Linked DNA regions of Homo sapiens: region 2 is linked to region 1. Evidence: read pairs that join two places in POLR2A ChIA-PET (ENCODE). Cell type or tissue: MCF 10A. All regions are shown on one strand. Links, peaks and the distances in the headings refer to the core of each region. The heading gives the core; the rest is flanking DNA.

Region 1 (8,000 bases), core at 1-8,000:
GGAGGAACTGAAGTAGCACAACTACCTAATATTATTATCTGCATTATAAACATCAACCTGAAATTAGGATTATAAATTTTGAAACTCTAATTTTGGAATGGTGCTTTTATAATGACAGTAATATTAAGAAGAAATTAAAACTTAAAAATACTAATATTAATAATAGTAATTACAAGTTACTAAAAAACATCTGGCACTATGCTAAGTGCTTTCTTTACATGCATTATTCTTAATTAATCCCTAAATAATTCTATAAAATAGGTATAATTTTTAATAGTTTTATTAAAGTATAACTGACATGCAATAAACTACACATATTTAGAGTGAAAAGTCTCATAAGTTTTGACATATTTATACATTCATGAATCCATTACCACAATCAAGGTAATGAACATATCCATTCCCTCCGAAGTTTTGTATCCCTCCTGCCTCTTTATACCTCCCTTCTAATCTTCCTCATCCCCCAACCCCTGTCCCACTGTTCTGCTTCCTGACACTATAAACTACATTTTCTAGAATTTTATATAAATGGAATTATACCATATGAATTTTTTGTGGTTTCTGTCATTCTGCATAATTATTTTGAGATCATCTGTGTTGTGTATATCAACAGTCCATTCCTTTTTTTCAGGTAGAAATAATTGTAGATTCACATGCAGTTGCAAGAAATAATACAAGACGTCTTGTTCCCCCCTTTTTTTGCTTTAAAAGTATATTATACTATGTAACTGATAATTTCAATATATGATCTGATTTTGATGTCTAATGTTTCTGCTGTATCTCACTGATCATGCCAATATATTTTGTGATTGTTGTCTATTAGCATGTGTTTCTTTCAACTTTGTGGAAGGTCTTTGAAGCACGAGTTGAAGTACATTCTTCCAGAAAAAAAATTTATTTTCCTCTAGAAAGGATTTACTTTTGTCTCTATGTGTTTGGGAGGCACTGTCAACCTGGGACCACTTTAAATTAAATCACCACTATTTTTAAAAGTATATAGGTGGTTTGAATTCAGACTGCAACCAGGCATGATGGCTGCCTTCTGGTTAGCAGTACTTAAGAGAAATTTTTTTTCTTTTCCTCTCTTCCAGCTCCAAGGTAGAAATATGCAAATTTATTCGGAGTTCCCTTCTATATATGGTGGTTTACTTTTGTATGCTCTTATTTTGATGGTAGTTTGTTGAATTCCCAGTTTTATGTAGGGGTCCCCTATCAGACCCTCCACGTAGGATATTTCTTGACTCTACACTACATGTCGACCTCAAAACAGAAGTTCAAAGTCTCCAAGGTTTAATAGAAAGCTTGGAGTGAAAGCCAGCTTTGGTGCTTACTTGCTTCCCAGGATTCCTGTTTTCACTTTGTTTTTGGCCTCCAAATGCAACTCAGTGATTCATTTAAAAATTTTTTAAAACAATACCTTATCCAAAGTTCCATTTCCGTGATGGAATAGTTCAGACACAGACAAGAGTTTAACTTACTCAGATAAATTTTGAATATACATGTGAAATGTATAACCTCAAAATTATTTTGTTAAACTATAAACAAGTTTTGCTAAAATGTTATTTATTTATTTTTGAGATGGAGTCTCACCATGTTGCTCAGGCTGGAGTGCAGTGGTGATCTCAGCTCTTGCAACTTCCACCTCCCTGGTTCGAGCGATTCTCCTGCCTCAGCCTCCAGAGTAGCTGGGACTACAGGCGTGCACCACCATGCTCAGCTAATTTTTGTATTTTTAGTAGAGAGGGGGTTTCAACATGTTGGCCAGACTGGTCTCGAACTCCTGGCCTCAAATGATCCGCCCGGGTCGGCCTCCCAAAGTGCTGGGATTACAAGTGTGAGCCACGGTGCCCGGCCATTTTTTTTGTTTTGTTTGTTTGTTCGTTTGTTTGAGACAGAGACTTGCTCCTTCACGTAGGCTGGAGCGCAATGGCGCCATCTCGGCTCACTGCAACCTCCGCCTCCCAGGTTTTCAAGTGATTCTTGGGCCTCAGCCTACCGACTAGCTGGGACTAAAGGTGCGCTCCGACACTCCCGGCTAATTTCCGGCCGTTGTTAAAATGTTTTTAAACGTCTTTTTTGGAAAGCTTGGGCAACTAAAACTTTTAACATTAGATGAGATTTTTTTTTATTTTTATTTTTTTTTACAAACAACTCACAACTTTGGAAATACAAATTACTTGTATGGGACAGTTTTATGTACTACTTGTATTTCATTTCTTTTCTTTTCCTTCTCCCATGTATAGGAATTACCCAGAAAATCAGCAAGATCCGGATCTTGTCATATACTTCTGCACCTAGCATAATGAACCTTATGGAAGATATCTTGGTATTTTAGCTTTAGGCGAAGTTATATATTCTGTTAAGAAATGGTCAAAGAAAAAGGATATCCCACATTTCTACTCGTTGTACCTTTTTACCTATACTTTCTATTTATCACTTAAAGGCAATTAATCTTTACCTGTAAGCAAAAATGGGTTCAAAGGGCTTCTACATCTTTCTAATTGCCACATCATGTAGTATTCATTAGCTGATTCTTCAGCAGTAAGCAAATTACTGAAAAAAAGAGTTAAAGTTTAATACATTAATAATATTGAGTCTTTTGTATAATAAAATTTTATTTTATTTTATTTTTTTGAGGCAGAGTCTCGCTCTGTCGCCCAGGCTGGGGTACAGTGGCACTATCTTGGCTCACTGCAACCTCCGCCCCAGATTCAAGCGATTTTCCTGTCTCAGGCTCCCGAGCAGCTGGGATTACAGGCGTCTGCCACCATGCCTGACTAATTTTTGTATTTTTAGTAGAGGCGGGGTTTCACCATGTGGGCCAGGCTGGTCTCCAGCTCCTGACCTCAAGTAATCCGCCCACCTTGGCCTCCCAAAGTGCTGGGATTACAGGTGTGAGCCACCGCGCCTGGCCCAAAATTTTATTTTTAAAAAGTATTTTTAAAGTACTTTTACACTCAAAATCAAGTGAAAAATTGACTTTATAAATGTGTAAACTGCAGTCGAGTTCTACAGACCAAATATCAAACACAGTACTCACTTCCTCCATCCTTGGGAAAGTTTGGTAATTTGTAAACTCAATTGTTCCTACTTGACTGTAAATTACTCCCACCTCTACCTCCCTCAATGGAACCTGGAGCCAGAGAGGGCTGACTTGGGAGAGTTTTAGCACTTCCCTCCATAAACTATGCTAGCGTCAACCTTATACGCCACCAAAAATAAAAATACAATCTAAGTAAAATTACCATGCTTACCATGCACATAGCAACCTCAACAAAAATTTTTATAAAATTGCTGTCCCCAAGTCCATTCCATATAGAAATTCTGGATCCTCTACTGGCTGAGGATCAGAACTGTGAAAAAGTCCTTCTCTGGAGATGGCAGAGTCCTAAAGTTTAGTTCAAGACCTTCAATCTTGGTGGGTTTGTGAGTGAGTGATGTGTGTCTGTGTATGTGTGTTTAGGGGTACTCGGGGGGAGAAGGGAGAAAATAAGCATGTCAATCAGTGTAAATTACAGCTCATCTGTAGCTATGATGCTACTAGCCTTCGTAGGGGAAAGACTATTAATTCATAAACCCCTTAATCTGTGTCCCAAGCTCCCTGCTACCCTGAGTGAGAACTGATTGTATTCTGTTTCTCTGTTCATATGGAACATATATGAGCATGCTAATTATAAGTATTGCCAGTTAAATTGACAGTCTAGGGCAGTGGAAAGCTAGGTTTTATGTCTAAGGCATCCAGTTTACCCACATAATCCAAAAATCTGGTCATGTGATAGAAAATTTGAGAATCTAGACAATTCCTGAATCTTACCAAGGTTTCTTTGACAACACCTCAGATTGTAAGCAACTATTTTAAAGTGAAAGGAACGTGTTATATTTAGCAGGCCATGTCCAATATAGACACACATTTTCACTCTTAACGGAGCTTTCTGAAGGCATGTCTGAATCTGATACATTGTTCATAAAAATATATTCACAAGTCAGCAGTCAGTTAGTAGCTTAATAAAATCTTATGCCATACAGACTTTTCTTTTTTAGCCCATAAAATCTAGCATAGAATCTTATATGTGGTAGGCACTAAAAATATTGTTAACTGGGTATTATTTTCAGCCAAAATGTTGTGCTCTGAAATAAAAATAATTGGGACCATAAAAATAAGTTAAAGCTACAATAACATTCTTTGTTATTTTTCCTTCTTTTTTTCAAAAAAATTTTAACACCTTTTCTCCTTGTTTTTAGTTTTACAGTTGAGATATACAGTAGTTCCCCCTTATCCATGAGTTCACTATACTCGGTTTCATTTATCTGTGTTCAACTGCAGTCCAAACTATTAAACAGAATATTCCATAAACAATTCATAAGTTTTAAATTGCACTGTTGCGAGCAGTGTGATGAAATTTCATGCCATCCTACACCATCTCGCCCAGGATGTGAATCATCCCTTTGCCCAGCATATCCACACTATATGTACTCACTACCTGCCCATTAGTCACTTAGTAGCATTCTCAGTTATCAGATCAGCTGTTGCAGAATCACAGTGCTTGTGTTCAAGTAACCCCTTCTGTATTTAATAATGACTCCAAAGCACAAGAGTAATGAGGATGGTATTTGTTATGGTCGTTCTATTTTACTATTTTACTATAGTTATTGCTGTTAATGTCTTACTATGGCTAATTTATAAATTAAACTTTATCATAGGTATGAATATATGAGAAAAAACAGTATATATAGGGTTCAATAACATTCGCAGTTTCAGGCATCCATTTAAGGTCTTGGAATTTATTCTCCCGGCATAAAGGGGGACTACTGTAAACTCATTTTTAAAATATGGATTTTTAAGCTTTTACAGTTGCCAAACAAATGGAAGTGATTTATCTCTTGCTGGTAAATGTAGTAGTGAGGGGAAAACTTCTTTCAGTTGTTTCAAATGGCTCTAAAACCATTAGCTAATTTGAAAGCCTTTTTTTTCTAACTTTGCCAAATCGTAAGTCATTAGTTAAGATTTGTTTCATAAATTCTTATTAGATATTTGAGTTATAACAATAGACATATAACTTGTGATTAAAAAGAGCTTATTATGGTTTAAATACTTCTAAAATCAAACTGAAATTAAAGATCATACTAATTTCTGCTAGTTTCTGTTTCTAAAAATGCCAGTCTGTCATAACAGATGGATTAGGGTGTATGGACTAAATAAAAGAGTAAAAGGGCACTAACAAAAACAGTATATGTCCTGCAAATAAATATCTTGTACCTTATCAAGAGAACTAAAAGTATTTAAACAAAGTGTATGTAGTTTCCATACTTGTCCTATGCTCTTTTTAGGGCTCATATCTGATATGGACAATTCTTAGTTCATGATAGAACTCTGTATAGCACAAATTTACTCTAGAAATGTAAATAATTCTTAGCCAGAAGATAAAGATATATTTAGGGCCCTCAGTCTTATGCTTTGACACTTTCCTGAGACCATTAATAGAAGCCTAAGCAGCCAGTGATGAATTATACAGCCTTGACTCCAGCTGGTCCCAGTAATCCAAATAGCACTCTCCTCTGGCAGATCAGCTAATTATAACAAGAATTCAAACCTAACACACACAGTTCCCACAGTTTCCAGTCCTGGAATAATTCATTAGAGACTTGTAGACTTTACTGTCATCTTCCTGAAAATATGTTATTTTAGGACACATTAAGTTCTAGGTTTACAGTAGACTAATTGTACTGGTTATGTTCCCAATTTTTTAACTGGCGTAAGAAGCAGAGGAATGGAATGGCTTTATTCCAGGATAGCAGACTAATCAATCTTAGAAAACATTAAGCTACATGTGTGCTGCATGGTTTAAGACAGCAATGAAAGCTATCTCAGACTCTATCAAAGGGCAAGGATGCTGGGCTATTAAGCTATGCAGTTTTGGCTCAAACTAGAATATAATGACCTAGCCCTGCAGTATCAATTCTACAATTTCAGACTATTCTGTGCAATAATGATGGGGTATTGAACAAGTTTACGAATCAAGCCTTGGTTCTGTATGTCTGGTCCACCCATTACTGAGACCACATTGACAAGAGGTGAACAAGGTCAGTGGCTGTCCTCTGTTAGAGATAGGACATCCATAAGAGAGCAAGGACTCTTGCACTCTTAATGGGAATAAACTGATAGCCAAATCTATTGATCAACGATTGTCCACACTGCTCTGTGATCTTTGGCTACTTCTGGCCACAGACCTATGACAAATCTTTTAGTAGACCTCTTAACAACCTTATAGATACTATTATTATCCCAGTATTGTAGATTTAAAAAACCTGAGGCACAGAACAATTAAGGTTGCAGTTAGAAAGTGATAGAGCTAGGCAATCTGGCTCTAGTTCAGAGCTTCTAACCACTTATTATGGGCTGAATTGTGTCCCCACAAAATTCTTATGTTGAAGACCTAATCCTCAGTACCTCAGAATGTGACTGTATTTGGAGACAAGGTCTTTAAAGAGGTAATTAAGTTAAACAGGGCCATTAATACAATGTGACTGGTATCCTTATAAGAACAGGAGATTGGGGTATAGACAATGATAGAGGAAAGAATATATGAAGGCAAAGGGACATCTATAAGCCAAGGAGGGAGGTCTTAGAATGAAACCAACCCGGCTGACACTTGGTTCTTTCACTTCTCACCTCCAGAACTGTGAAGGAATAAATTTCTATTGTTTAAGTCATCTAATCTGTGGTATTTGTTAGGGCAGCCCTAGCAAACTAATACACCACTACATTGCCTTTCATGGCAGTGACTGCCAGTAGAGACAGTGCCATTAGCAAGTGTCCAGTGGCAATGTCCTAAGCATACTATTCCAATGCCAGGATCTTCAAAATTTTTTAAGTTATTTATTTTTAATGATAATATATTCACATTAAAAATACTGAAATGTATAAAAGCCATACTGTGAAAAATCTCCTACACACATTGCTAGGTTACCTAGTTCTTTTCTGGATACAAGCAATATTACTTGTTTCTTGGGTGCCCTTCTAAAGATACTCTTTGCATATAAAACCAAATATATACATAAATTTATATATTCCTTTTAGTTACTTATTACAGACACTGTACTAGCTCTTAAATTTTTTCATAGAGGTATCTTGGAAATTGCTTTTATATGGAGAGATTTAAATAAAGACTGCTTGTTCTGAATTGCAACATGGGTTCTAGATATAATCTTTACTTACATTTTACAAACCGGAGATAATGGAAATGTCTGAAGTTCTGTACGTAATGAATTCACTGAAGAATGTTGGCATGTTAGGAATAGAGGAGTTAGTGGCATTTCTAACTCTCCTGGAATATATGAAAATTAAAGTTATGTAAACATTGAATAATATTAAGTAGGCTAGGCGTGGTGGCTCACACCTGTAATTCTAACACTTTGGGAGGCTGAGGTAGGAGGATCACTTGAGTCCAGGAGTTTAAGACCTGGGCAACATGGCAAGATCAGTCTCTACAAAAAGTACAAAATTAGCCAGCAGTGGTGGCACATGCTTGTAGTCCTAGCTACCTGGGAAGCTGAGCTGGAATGATTGCTTGAGCCCAGGAATTTGAGATTGCAATGAGCTGTGATTGTGTCACTGTACTCCAACCTGGGCAACAGAGCAAGCCTTTGTCTCTAAAAAAAATAAATAAATAAAAATTAAGTATAATTTAGAACATTTTGTAAGCAACTATTATGTTTGGTCATCTGTTAAAACAAAAATATTTCAATAAAAAGAAATTTGAGTTGAGATATAAAATGTCTTAAATGTCTATCTATATAAGGAATTACATATATATAACATTGTGTCTCAATTACAACCGTGGTGATTTTTAAAACATACATTAATAGCTAAACTTTATTGAGTTTACTGTGTTTAACATAAATTCCAAGAGCTTTATATGTATTAAGGCTTTTGATTCTGACAGCTTGTGTTGTCAGTACTTAGGCAATAGAATTATTTTTATTTCCAAAGAAAGAAAAAA
Region 2 (11,685 bases), core at 1,860-9,859, 81 kb before region 1:
TTTTTTTTTAGATGGAGTCTCACTCTGTCACCAGGCTGGAGTGCAGTGACAGGATCTCAGCTCACTGCAACCTCTGCCTCCTGGGTTCAAGTGATTCTCCTGCCTCAGCCTCCCGAGTAGCTGGGACTACAGGCACCTGCCACCACGCCCGGCTAATTTTTTGTATTTTTAGTAGAGACAGGGTTTCACCATGTTGGCCAGGATGGTCTGGATCTCCTGACCTCGTGATCCACCCACCTCGGCCTCCCCAAGTGTTGGGATTACAGGCGTGAGCCACTGCACCCGGCCAGTAGTAAACTGTTAATACCCAAACCTTGGAGATATTTTTCTTGAGTGGAGGCCAATTGCTAGGGTATCACTCAGCTAGTGTGAACCAGACTGCTGGCCACAAACTGAAAATAATGTGGCTTTTATTAGATAGTATAAATGGAATCTAGCTACTTTAAAACATTAAATCAAACCTGGTCTCTTTTGACTTAGAATTATACACTTGAAGCAAATAGATAAATGTTGGTATTGATACAAACTAGTTGTGTATGGATGAATTATAATTATTTATAAAATGTGATGTTAACATTTAAATATTGGCAAAGGCCAAATCTAGAACCTAATAACTAAATTAAATTTACTTCATAAAATTATTTCAGTAGAAACCTACATAATTAGTTGTAAACTTTAGCCTCTTAATTCTTTTTTAATTGATATATGATAGTTGTACATATTTCAGCTTTTTTTTTGGAGACAGCATCTCTTGCCCAGGCCGAGTGCAGTGGCTTGATCATGGCTCACTGCAGCCTTGACCTCCTGGGCTCACATGATCCTCCCACCTCAGCCTCCTGAGTAGCTGGGACTACAGGGACTCATGCCACTATGGCTGGCTAATTTTTTGATTTATTTTTATTTTTATTTTAGTCGGGGGTCTTACTATGTTGCTCAAGCTGATCTTGAACTCCTGAGCTCAAGGGATCCTCCTTTTAAAGTGCTGGGATTATAGGCATGAGCTACAGGGTCTGGCCTTAGCTTCGTAATTATTAAAGGATTTAGGATATCCTCAACAATTGTGTATGGAATGGATCATGTGGTCTCAGATCAGTGTCACAGATTCCTCCTTCCTGGTTTCATTCGGGGGTGGAGAAACTTCTGTCATCTGACAGTCTCTCCTTTATAACCTCACGAAGCACGACATAGTGGAATGACTCTGGCTTTATAACCGGATAGAACAAGGTTGACTGGGCAGGTTACTTTAACCTGTGAGCCTTGTTTTCTTTCATGTAAAGATACTATTTCAGACAGTTCTTAGACGATAACAAGGGTAAAATGCCTGGCATATATTAAGTGATCAGGAAATGTGAGTTATTTTGCCTTCAGAGGGAATAACAAAGAGTCTCATTTGTTAAAAAAAAAAAAAGCATGGTAACAGGAGTGTGTTTTGTGATGATTACAAACCCATTGTTTATTCTTTTAATACATATTTTAATCCCTTGTGCAAGGCACGGTGCTAGAGTGAAGGAGTGATGCTCCTTAGGGTTGGAATTGTGTATTTTAAAAAGCAGCTGCCTGCCCTGTTGCCACCAGTGTGCAAGGTGGAGCAGCCGAGATGACGACTCAGGAAAGAAAGAAAAACTTTCAGAGATGACAGAATGATCAGCAAGTTGCTAGTCTAAGGCCTACATTTAGTGAAGGGACATTTTCAATGTAGCAAACAGATATGCTTAGAATGGTTGCTCAAAAAGACATCTAATAGCCCTAAGTTCTGCCGTCTCCCAAAGTCTCAAAAGTACCTGTGAAAATCTCTCCAGAAAAGCCATTCTGAATCTACAAACCTGCTGGTGATTCTTTCAGCTCCTGATTCATTATTTCTGGGTTCTAAAAATAATGTAATAGGCAAAAAGAAGTAAAATAATTTTTATAGTACATGATACTGTGTCACATTAGATATAGTTATTAATGTGTTTTCCTACTCTTAATCATTTTGGAAACTATAGATGGTATATATTATTGTCATTTTGATATAACATTGGCAGAAATATCTTCCCATTATGTCATTATTTTTATGGAGAAGATTGACTCACAAACCCCTTTCCTGGAAGAATAATCCACTGTTAGTAGACAGGTGATAAAATACAAGTCAGAGGAGTGAAGAACTGTAGCTCCTAACAGGGAAACAAATGAAACATTTGTCATTACAAGGGTAATGACATTTCTAGAAAGTTTCTTGGAAATGAGATAAGTTTGTGCTTAACCAGGGAAAAAAATGTGTGACAAAATTTGAAAGATATTCTACTGGTTACCCATGCATTTTAGCTGTAGTGAGAAGGAAAGAAGGGTACTCTGTCTCCATCCCTCACCTTCCAGAGCTCTGGAAATCACAGCACATGTGGGAAAGGCCTCTGGTCCTCTAGGTAAACCTTGAGTTCTTTGTTTGAGACGGAGTCTTGTTCTGTCGCCCAGGCAGGAGTGCAGTGGCGCAGTCTCACTGCAACCCCCACCTCCCGGGTTCAAGCGATACTTGTGCCTCAGCCTCCCAGGAATCTGGGACTACAGGCATATGCCAGCACGCCCGGCTAATTTTTGTATTTTAAATTAGCCAGGCGTGGTAGAAACCCCGAAGAGACGGGGTTTCACCATGTTGGCCAGACTTGTCTTGAACTCCTGACCTCAAGTGATCTGCCCGCCTTGGCCTCCCAAAGTGCTGGGATTACAGGTGTGAGCCACCGCGTCTGGCCTGAATTCTCTTGAAAGCTAAAATGAAATTCTTTTCCCTGCTCCCACTTTCTGTGATACTGGGCAAGTCACTTCACTTTCCTTAGTGGATCTGTTTCCTCATCTCTGAAATTGTAGATGCGCCGCACTATCTGATGGTTCCCTTCAACTTTGAAGTTCCATGATGCAAAAATAATGGATGAGAAGTCTTGTGGGGAAAGTGTGGAGCATCACACAGATGGTCAGCCTTCCTCAAGTACAAGTGGCGCCCGGCCTGCTTATCCATGGATCACAGACCATTCCTCTTGAACGGTGCAAAGTAACACTGAGGTGGGCGGGGCAGTGGGTGTGTAGGGCATGAAGGAGGCAGACACAGCACACCCCTAGACTTTTCCTGCTACCTCGTGGCTGATACAGTATGACATGGCTGACGTGTGTCCCTTCATTGAGGGCAACTCCAAAGCCTTCATTTCTAATGATTTTGAGGTAATCTCATTATTTCAGCTGCCATTGCTGTGGAGACATCTTCACATTAACATCTTGGCTACTAAACATTTTCAGCAGCCTAAAGGCATGTAGCAATGCCATGGAAGTCACTTCGTTACTCCTAAACCAAACCCCACATTATTTTTTACTCATCTCAAGCCAAGTCTTGTTTCCTAATTTCTGTTTTGGCATTAGTTCTGGCCCACTCTCTGCTACAGAACCCTTTGTCCTCTTTTCTTTGCATTTCATAACCACCATGAAGTACCACTGATTTTGTCTTCTAAATTTGTTCCCCCTCATTCCTACTCTAACAGTCCTACCCAGGGCCTCATTCCAGCTACTCCCCCACCATCAGCCATTTATCTTCTCAACTTCAGTTCATTTTGCACATTCATCTCAGATTAATATTCCCAAAATGCCTTACCCTGTGGCTATCCCACTGTTTACCATAAACTTTTGTGTGTATGTGAGGTTTTCTATGACTTCTGGCCCTAGCAACTTTGTATCTGCTATTAGTCACTAGAGCTTCCTCTATTTTTAAATTTATTCACTCTACATGTGTGCATCGCCTCCAGCTGTCCTCCATACTGGACTGTTCTTCCTTCTGAGCCATCTGCAAGACACGTATCTCCAAAGTCCAGCTCTCACGATCTATGATGAGCCTTTCCTAATCCAGTATGTATATCTTTGCACTGAGTTCTTTGCCATATCTTTTAAATATGAAATCATTCTATTTTGTCCTATTCATCAGTCTCAGAATTGATTGTTGAATGTTCCCAACATGTACTTTCATCTCTTTACTAAGATATATATTAATTTCTTTGTGGTGAGGAAATTGGCCACTAGAGAGGGCTTTCAAATGTGCAAGTCTCCCTTTGGCCCAGGCACAGCTAATCTGAGCACGTCAATGCCACACATCCTTGCCTTCAAAGAGTAATTGGGCCAGGGGTGGGCCCATGACTTAATACCAGCCAGTGAGGTTCATTATGGGGATTTTTGCTGGAACGATTAGAAAGAAAAGAGGTACTATTTTTCCTGGGTTTGCTAGATGGGGACAGTGAAAGTGTGGTGCCTTCCTTCATACCACTAGAGAAGTCCATCTACCACCAAGGAAAATGAGGCTAATCTCAGGAAAAGCAGAATCAAAACAAGGAGGATGAGAGCCCCAAAATTATTATTTGGGTAATTGAATTCACTAGTTTAAAGTCCCTGGACTTTTCAGTTACACAAGCCAATATATTACCTTTTGCAATATTCAGTTTAAGTGAGTTCTGACAAATACAATGGTGTACAAGAATAATGACGTATTAATGATACATGGAAAAAAGCAACACAAAAATTTTAAATATAGTAACGATCCCAGTTTTGTAAAACACTTATTAAAAAATGCAGTAGGCCTATAATGCCAGCACTTTGGGAGGCTGAGGTGGGAGGATCACCTGAGCCCAGGAGTTCAACACCAGCCTGGCCAACATCGTGAAACCCCGTCTCTACTAAAAATACAAAAATTAGCCGGGCGTGGTGGTGTGTGTCTGTAGTCCCAGCTACTCAGGAGGCTGAGGCAGGAGGATCACCTGAGCCCACGAGGTGGAGGCTACAAGGAGCTGTGATCACGCCACTGCACTCCACCCCGGGTGACAGAGCAAGACCCTGTCTCAAAAAAAAAAAAAAAAAAAAAAAAAGCAGCAGAATAGAAACAATGATGACAGTTAAATGGTGAGATGAGAGTGAGAAACGCTGAATTTAATTTTATTCTGTATGTTTCACAAAGATGTCAGGGTCTGGGATTTTATCCAATTTACCATACTCCACCAAATCAACTGGTAGGATCTCCGTGAAACAGTAACAGGGTCATTTAGAAACCTGTTGCTGCCTCATGAAAATCCTATGAACTCTCCTTGGTTCCCCGGTGATACTGTCTGGCAAGGCCCCTTATCTCTCCAACTCATGTCACACCTTGGCTCCAGTTCTCATTTCTCAGGGGTGCGTGTTTGCTGCCGCCCACTCCATCCTCGCGTCCCACGCCCTCGCGATTCCTGCTCATCCTAGGGGCGCCAGCTTCGCTGGAGGACGCCGCGCTCTGCGGGTCCCCGCCTCGGTTCCAGGCCCAGCTGCAGGTGCCACCCAGGTTTCAGGCGCTGAGGAGCGGAGAGCACTGCCAGCTCGCTGGGGTCCCCGCTGTCTCTGGCAAGCGGCTCCGCGCCGGGTGGGCTGGGGCGGCGGGGCGGGCGCAGCTGCTTCCCCGCCCCGGGGCGGCACCCGCGCTCGGGGCTGGCGGCTCCTCCCCGCCCGGCCGGGCCCAGCAGCCCCTAGGAGCCCAGCGCCGCCGCCATGTCCTCCGGGGCTAGCGCGAGCGCCCTGCAGCGCTTGGTAGAGCAGCTCAAGTTGGAGGCTGGCGTGGAGAGGATCAAGGTGCGGGCCCCGGGTACCCACGCTCCGGTCCTTCCGCCCGCGGGGCGTGAGAAGAGGAGGCCGGCGGCCCGGACCGGGCGCCAGCGGGGGACTCGGTGGCGGCGGCGAGGCCTCGGCGGGGCGCGGGGGCGGTGGGGTCCGCGGTGAGGGAGGGCGCGGGGCAAGCCGGGGGCCCGGGCCTGACGGGAGGAAGCCGCGCCTGGGGGGCCCCGCGGTCGTGGTCGGTCCCGGTCCCTGGGGGTGCGCCCACTCCAGAAGGCGGCCGTGGTCAGTTCCTCGGAGGGCGCAAGGGATGCCGGCGACGCGCGGGCCGGGAGGGTGGACCCAGGGCTGGGGAGGCCACCGCAGGGCGGCGAATTGGTGATGGATTGGTAGGATGAGAGCGAGAGGGAGGAGAGCCAGGATGCTCGGGTTTCTGTCGTCGTGACAGGGTGGACGGCGCTGCCACCCGCCGAGGTAGAGAGGAGGGGGAACAGGTTTGGGGAAATGATGAGTTCGGCTGCGGACCTGGGGACTCCGGGGAGTCATCCGGGAGGTATTTGTCCTCATGGCCTGAAGCTCAGCGCCCAGGGCTGAAAGAGGTCATTCAAGTGCATTGGGGCGAAAAAGCCTCTTCTATGAAGAGCAGAGCTCAGAGCCTGGGACCCGGGGACCAGCCACACCGATGGCCGGTGGCCGAGAGAAGAGGAAATAAGAGACAGCAAGGTTTCCGAGCAAGGCCTAGAGAAGAGGAAATAAGAGACAGCAAGGTTTCCGAGCAAGGAAGTAGGGATTTCCAAAAACTGGGGGCTCAGTCAACATGTCCAGCGTTTAGTCAGTTGGCTAAAAGGCGTCTGTTGTAGAGCTGTGTTTAGCTACGAGTGCAGCATTATTTGCAGAAGATCTGTAAGAAGGAACACAACCAGGATAGTCCCTGTGCCTCAGTTTCTCCTTTGCTGTGTGCCTGGCACTGCTACAGGGAATAGGGTGGTTCTGGAGGGGAAGGTAAACAGCAACTTAACGGATACATAGCATCGCTTCATGTACTAAGTGGAGTGAAGATAATAAACAGGGTAAAGGGAGAGAGGGCTGTGGAATGCAGAGGTCTGGTGGCTTATGTGTTAGTAAAAGCAGAATCTGGACTGTCATAGGGTAGGCAGACGTTTTTTCTTTTTAAAGAAACCTAGTTTTAAAGAGGAAATAACGTGTTTTTTTAACTTAGGAAATGAAAAGCCATGTTTTAGGGTTGAGAGGAAGTAACAAATTATATTTTTAGGTTCCAGGGAAGAAACAAATGGAAGCCAATTGCTGGTAGAGGAGACAGGGCTACGGGGGGGTGGGGGATTGGTGGCACAGCTTCTGAGACAGGAAGAAAGAAGGTAAGGGTGTGTGTAAAGATAAGTTTCTAGATATGGGCTAAACTTGTATGGTGACACTTTTCTTTGTGAAATAGGAGGCCAGGTTTTCTTCTAAGGCAGAGGAAAGGGGACTAAGGGAGTGGCCCCTGAGCAGGCACGCAGATGCGCTGTGACTGAAGACCCAGCTGCTGTGACAAGGGAGACTGCTGGTCATATTTGTGATTTTTTTTTTTTCCTGCAGCAATCTTTACCATCCTGGAATGTGAGTGCTGAAGGTGAACGGTAGTTGAAAGAGGAGTAAGTTAGCAGGGGAGGTATGCCAGAAAGGTGGAGGTGGGGCCGGAGGGCAAGGCGTGTGAAGGTCTGGCCAGAAAGAGGCTGAGCCTAGATGGATAGAGAAGGAATGCAGCCAGCCTCCTGGTGATAGGTGAGACAGAAGGGGAGGAGGTGATGCCTGGTGATCTCGGTGAGGTCAGAGCAGAATAAAGGAAGAATAAAGGAGGCAGCACCCTGGATGGGAAGGAGAGATTGTGATCAGAGAGTAGGATACTGGAGTGTAAAATTTCAGAAGTGGAGCAGTTACAGGTGTTGTAACTGTATCTGTTGGCATTGAGGAGAAGGCTGTTTGAGGGGAAGAAGTCAGGGAACTGAAATGAGGGTTGTTGGAAATTCACAAAGACAATGTGGGGACATGAGGTAGAAAGGAAAACTGTGAGCCAGTCAGATGCCTGTCTACCCGCCAAGTAGCTAAGAAAGAGGAAAGATATTCTTTTTTTTTTTTTTTTGAGATGGAGTTTCATTCTTGTTGCCCAGGTTGGAGTGCAATGGCATGATCTCAGCTCACTGCAACCTCTGCCTCCCAGGTTCAAGCGATTCTCCTGCCTCAGCCTCCCGAGTAGCTGGGATTACGGGCACCTGCCACCACGTCCACTAATTGGCTTTTTTTTTTTTTTTGTATTTTTAGTAGAGATGGAGTTTCACCATATTGGCCAGGCTGGTATCGATCTCCTGACCTCAGGTGATCCTCCCGCCTCAAGCTCCCAAAGTGCTGGGATTACAGGCATGAGCCATGGCACCTGGCCGGAAAGATGTGCTTATCTACCTTTTAAAAATGATGATGAAACTGAGAGCCATATAATTCAGGTGAATTGCCTGAGCTCGCAGTAAGCTTATTTACAAATAGGATAATAAGCCTATTTAAGAGGTGCGCTCATGGAAGTATGATCTGGGGTACTTGGCAGGGCTTCCCTCAGACAATACCTTAGAGAGTCACAACCATTCCAGGGTCTGGTCTACCTCACATCCTCATTCATTGTTGGATGTGCTTAGCATAGCCAGAGGTGTCTTCTCTTTGACAGACTTGCTATCTGAAAAATAAACCAGGACACCAATTTTCTAGCATATAATAGAGGACATCCCTTCCCAGCTATAGGAATGCTTGGTATCCTTCCAAGAACTCCTCCTTTAGAGGAGCCTCACAGAAGTTGCTGGGTAAACATGGGCTCAAACCAAGGAAAGTCAGGTAACCTGGGTGGAGGTTATCCCACCACCAATGGCAGGGGACAGCTTGCAAGTATTTGGGCTTATAGTCTCCCAGCCCACAGCCTCTCTCCCTTGCTAGTGTTAGAGAGATGCTGATCACGTTTACTCTTCTCTTATTTTCTCTGCGTATCCCCTTACCTTAACTTTTTGACCATGTTCTTGAGCCTAGAGTTCAGTTAGTCTCATTTCTCCAGGAGTCCTGGAGACAGTGTCCTTCCACCTACCATGTGTGGAGTTTACCTGCCACCCCAATGCAAAGATAGTAAGCCTGAGCATAATTGATTCTCGATTTCTTTTGAATTAATAACTGGTATATATAACCATTAATTCCAATTATAATTCACATGAAAATGTCAGAGCTTCTATTGAGAGCAAAAGCAAACTTTAGCATTAGCCTGGTAATATTATATTATGGTTTTATATTCATATAATATGGAGTAAACTGTCATTACATTAATGCAACCAAAATTCCTGGAGCTGTCCAGAAACTTGGTAGCAATTGTAACATAAACAGTTAATTTTCCAGTTATTTGGAGGCTTGGAAAATTAACACAAACTAGTAGTAATACCTGAACAGCAATTGGAACCATTTTTGTACAATATGGGTGAATTGTATTCAAAATGCCTTTTAATGCAAAAAAAAAAAGTACAATGAGGAAAACCTCCAAGTAGAAATATGCATCAAATGGAAGATAAGAAAAGGGATAATGATATTGTATCAGTTAGTTTTTGCTGCCTGACAAACCACCCCAAAATTTAGTGGCTTAAAAGATTTATACTCACAGTTCTTAGATGGACAATTTGAGCTAGGTTCAGGTGTACAGTTCTGCTGATCTTCTGGGCTCTCCCATGCATCTGCAATCAGATAGAGTGTTAACTGGTGTTGGCTGGTGTCTGGGTGATTGAGAATGGCCTCACTCACAGGTCTGCAGGTTGATAGGCAGGTGCTGGTTGTAGCTTACCAGTTCTCCTCTACAAGACCTCCAGGAGGCTATCTTGGGCTCCTTCAGATGGTTGTCTTACAGTTCCACCTGCACCAAGAGAGATAGGTGCAGAGACTCTTGAGGACTAGCTTGGAACTTGCCCTTTATTTCTACCACATTCTACTGGTCAAAGTCAGCCCAGATTCTTTTCTTTTTTTGTTTTTTTGAGACGGAGTTTTGCTCTTGTCACCCAGCTTGGAGTGCAATGGTGCGATCTCGGCTCACTGAAACCTCCGCCTCCTGGGTTCAAGCGATTCTCCTGCCTCAACCTCCTGAGTAGCTGGGATTACAGGTGCACGCCACCACACCCGGTTAATTTTTTTTTTTTTTTTTTTTTTAGTAGAGACAGGGTTTCACCATGTTGGTCAGGCTGGTCTCGAACTCCTGACCTCGTGATCTGCCCCCGCTTGGGCTCCCAAAGTGCTGGGATTACAGGTGTGAGCCACTGCGCCCAGCCACAGTCAGCCCAGATTCAAGGGGTGCGTCAATAGACTCTACCTCTTCGTGGAAGGAGCTGCAAACTATTGTGATCACGTTTGCAGTCTACCACAAATGTATTGCTATATGTTAGCGCTATTCTAATAGCTTTATATGTGTGAACTCACTTAATTGTTACAGCAACCCAGAGAGGTGAGTTACTATTTCTAATTATTTCTCAGATGAGGAAGCAGCTACTGAGACGTTGAGTAACTTGCCCAAGGTTATATAGGTAGTGGCAGAGCTGAATTTGAGTCCACGCAGTCTGGTTCCAGAGGCTATACTCCCAAATAATAAGCTATACCGCCTCAAAAGCAAGGCGGAAGAACTTTATCACTTGTTTGGAGCAGACTGAATAAGGCTTCAGACTTGTAAACATTAAGACAATTTGCTCATTTGGCAAACTTGGATATATTGATGCATGTTTTATATAAGTAAAAATTTGTAAAGGGAATGCTAGAATGAGCTATTTCTTTACCCGTTCAGTCTCAAAACTAGATTTCTAAATGGATCAAAGATACAGCTTTTTCTTGTCTTCGTTGAATAAGCAACTAAACCAAAAAATATCTAAATTGACGTTCATGGAAATTGTAACCTTTTCTCTTTGTAGTTCAAGTATTAGAACTTTCAGCAGAAAGAGACTTTTGGAGGTCACAAAAAGTTGATATTTACCAAGTTGGATGATCGTTTTCAGAATATCCTTGACTGCCGGGTGGCTTGGCTGTGAGCAGGGTGCCATGTTGCTGTCCCTTTGTTTCAGGTCTCTCAGGCAGCTGCAGAGCTTCAACAGTACTGTATGCAGAATGCCTGCAAGGATGCCCTGCTGGTGGGTGTTCCAGCTGGAAGTAACCCCTTCCGGGAGCCTAGATCCTGTGCTTTACTCTGAAGACTCGTGAGTAATGATACACCATGATGTCTTGGGCCCATAGCATTATCACAGGGCTTCCCAAAGGACTTGAGCAACTGAGTTTTGAATGTCTCCTATTCTTGGGGAAATTAAAACAAGAGCCAGCAAAATGCACAACTTTCCCTGAAGTGTGATTCTAGTGTATATTTACCTTGCCTGTAGAATACATCTAATCAGGACAGTCTGAAGTCTCTCTGGCACTAAGTCATGAGATGCCAACATCCTTCTGTACTTGAGCTCTTTGAGTTGGCTGGTAGTAATTTCTTCCTTTCTTTCTTTCTTTTTTTTGAGACAGTCTCGCTCTGTCACCCAGGCTGGAGTACAGTGGCATGATCTTGGCTCACTGCAACCTCCATCTCCCAGGTTCAAGCAATTCTCTTGTCTCAGCCTCCCGAGTAGCTGGGACTACAGGTGCCTGCCACCACGCCCGGCTAATGTTTGTATTTTTAATAGAGATGGGGTTTCACCATATTGGTCAGGCTGGTCTCGAACTCCTGACCTCAGGTGATCCACCCGCCTCGGCCTCCTAAAGTGCTGGGATTACAGGTGTGAGCCACCACACCTGGCCAGTAATTTCTTGACCTTAAGCCCACCCTCTCTGTCCTTATAGCATCCAAGGGTTGGGATTTGCTACTTAGTGCTATCAACTGACTTGCTACTCTTGGGAATAAGGACTCCCCAGAGTGGGAGATGTGTGCCTACCACCCGCTGTGATTTCTTTCCCAATGGTTTTCAGAATATATCTCTGTTTTAATGGAGGAAGAAATATAGCTATTGGGAAAAAGTGTGAGTGGGGTTAAAAGAGCTTTAAAAATTGATAAATGAAAACACCTCTCTG

What was found. ChIA-PET counts read pairs that join two places held together with the same protein. Peaks named below come from ENCODE experiments on the same cell type or tissue, not always from the same donor. Only the 100,000 strongest peaks of a DNase experiment are listed, where the experiment ranks them.
Region 2: POLR2A ChIA-PET joins it to region 1 with 16 read pairs; 5 of 35 experiments call an interaction of 5 or more read pairs at or near these places.

The regions. Positions count from the first base shown.
Region 1 is chr9:111,739,018-111,747,017 of GRCh38, forward strand. It overlaps SHOC1 (shortage in chiasmata 1), which reads right to left. Exons shown (of 28, transcript NM_001378211.1): 10 at 7,217-7,325; 11 at 2,459-2,553. Among named protein-coding and RNA genes, the nearest start is that of SHOC1, 52 kb to the right of the region's middle. In MCF 10A, for the core only: no CTCF peak of the experiment used is centred there; a DNase peak (open chromatin) is centred at 4,454.
Region 2 is chr9:111,656,115-111,667,799 of GRCh38, forward strand. DNAJC25-GNG10 (DNAJC25-GNG10 readthrough) reads left to right here. Exons shown (of 3, transcript NM_004125.4): 2 at 10,701-10,832. The coding sequence ends at 10,826. It overlaps GNG10 (G protein subunit gamma 10), which reads left to right and starts at 5,491. Exons shown (of 3, transcript NM_001017998.4): 1 at 5,491-5,601; 2 at 10,701-10,832. The coding sequence starts at 5,521. The coding sequence ends at 10,826. RefSeq lists enhancers at 5,072-5,131, 6,202-6,301, 6,502-6,551 and silencers at 5,312-5,761, 5,792-5,911. In MCF 10A, for the core only: no CTCF peak of the experiment used is centred there; a DNase peak (open chromatin) is centred at 5,477.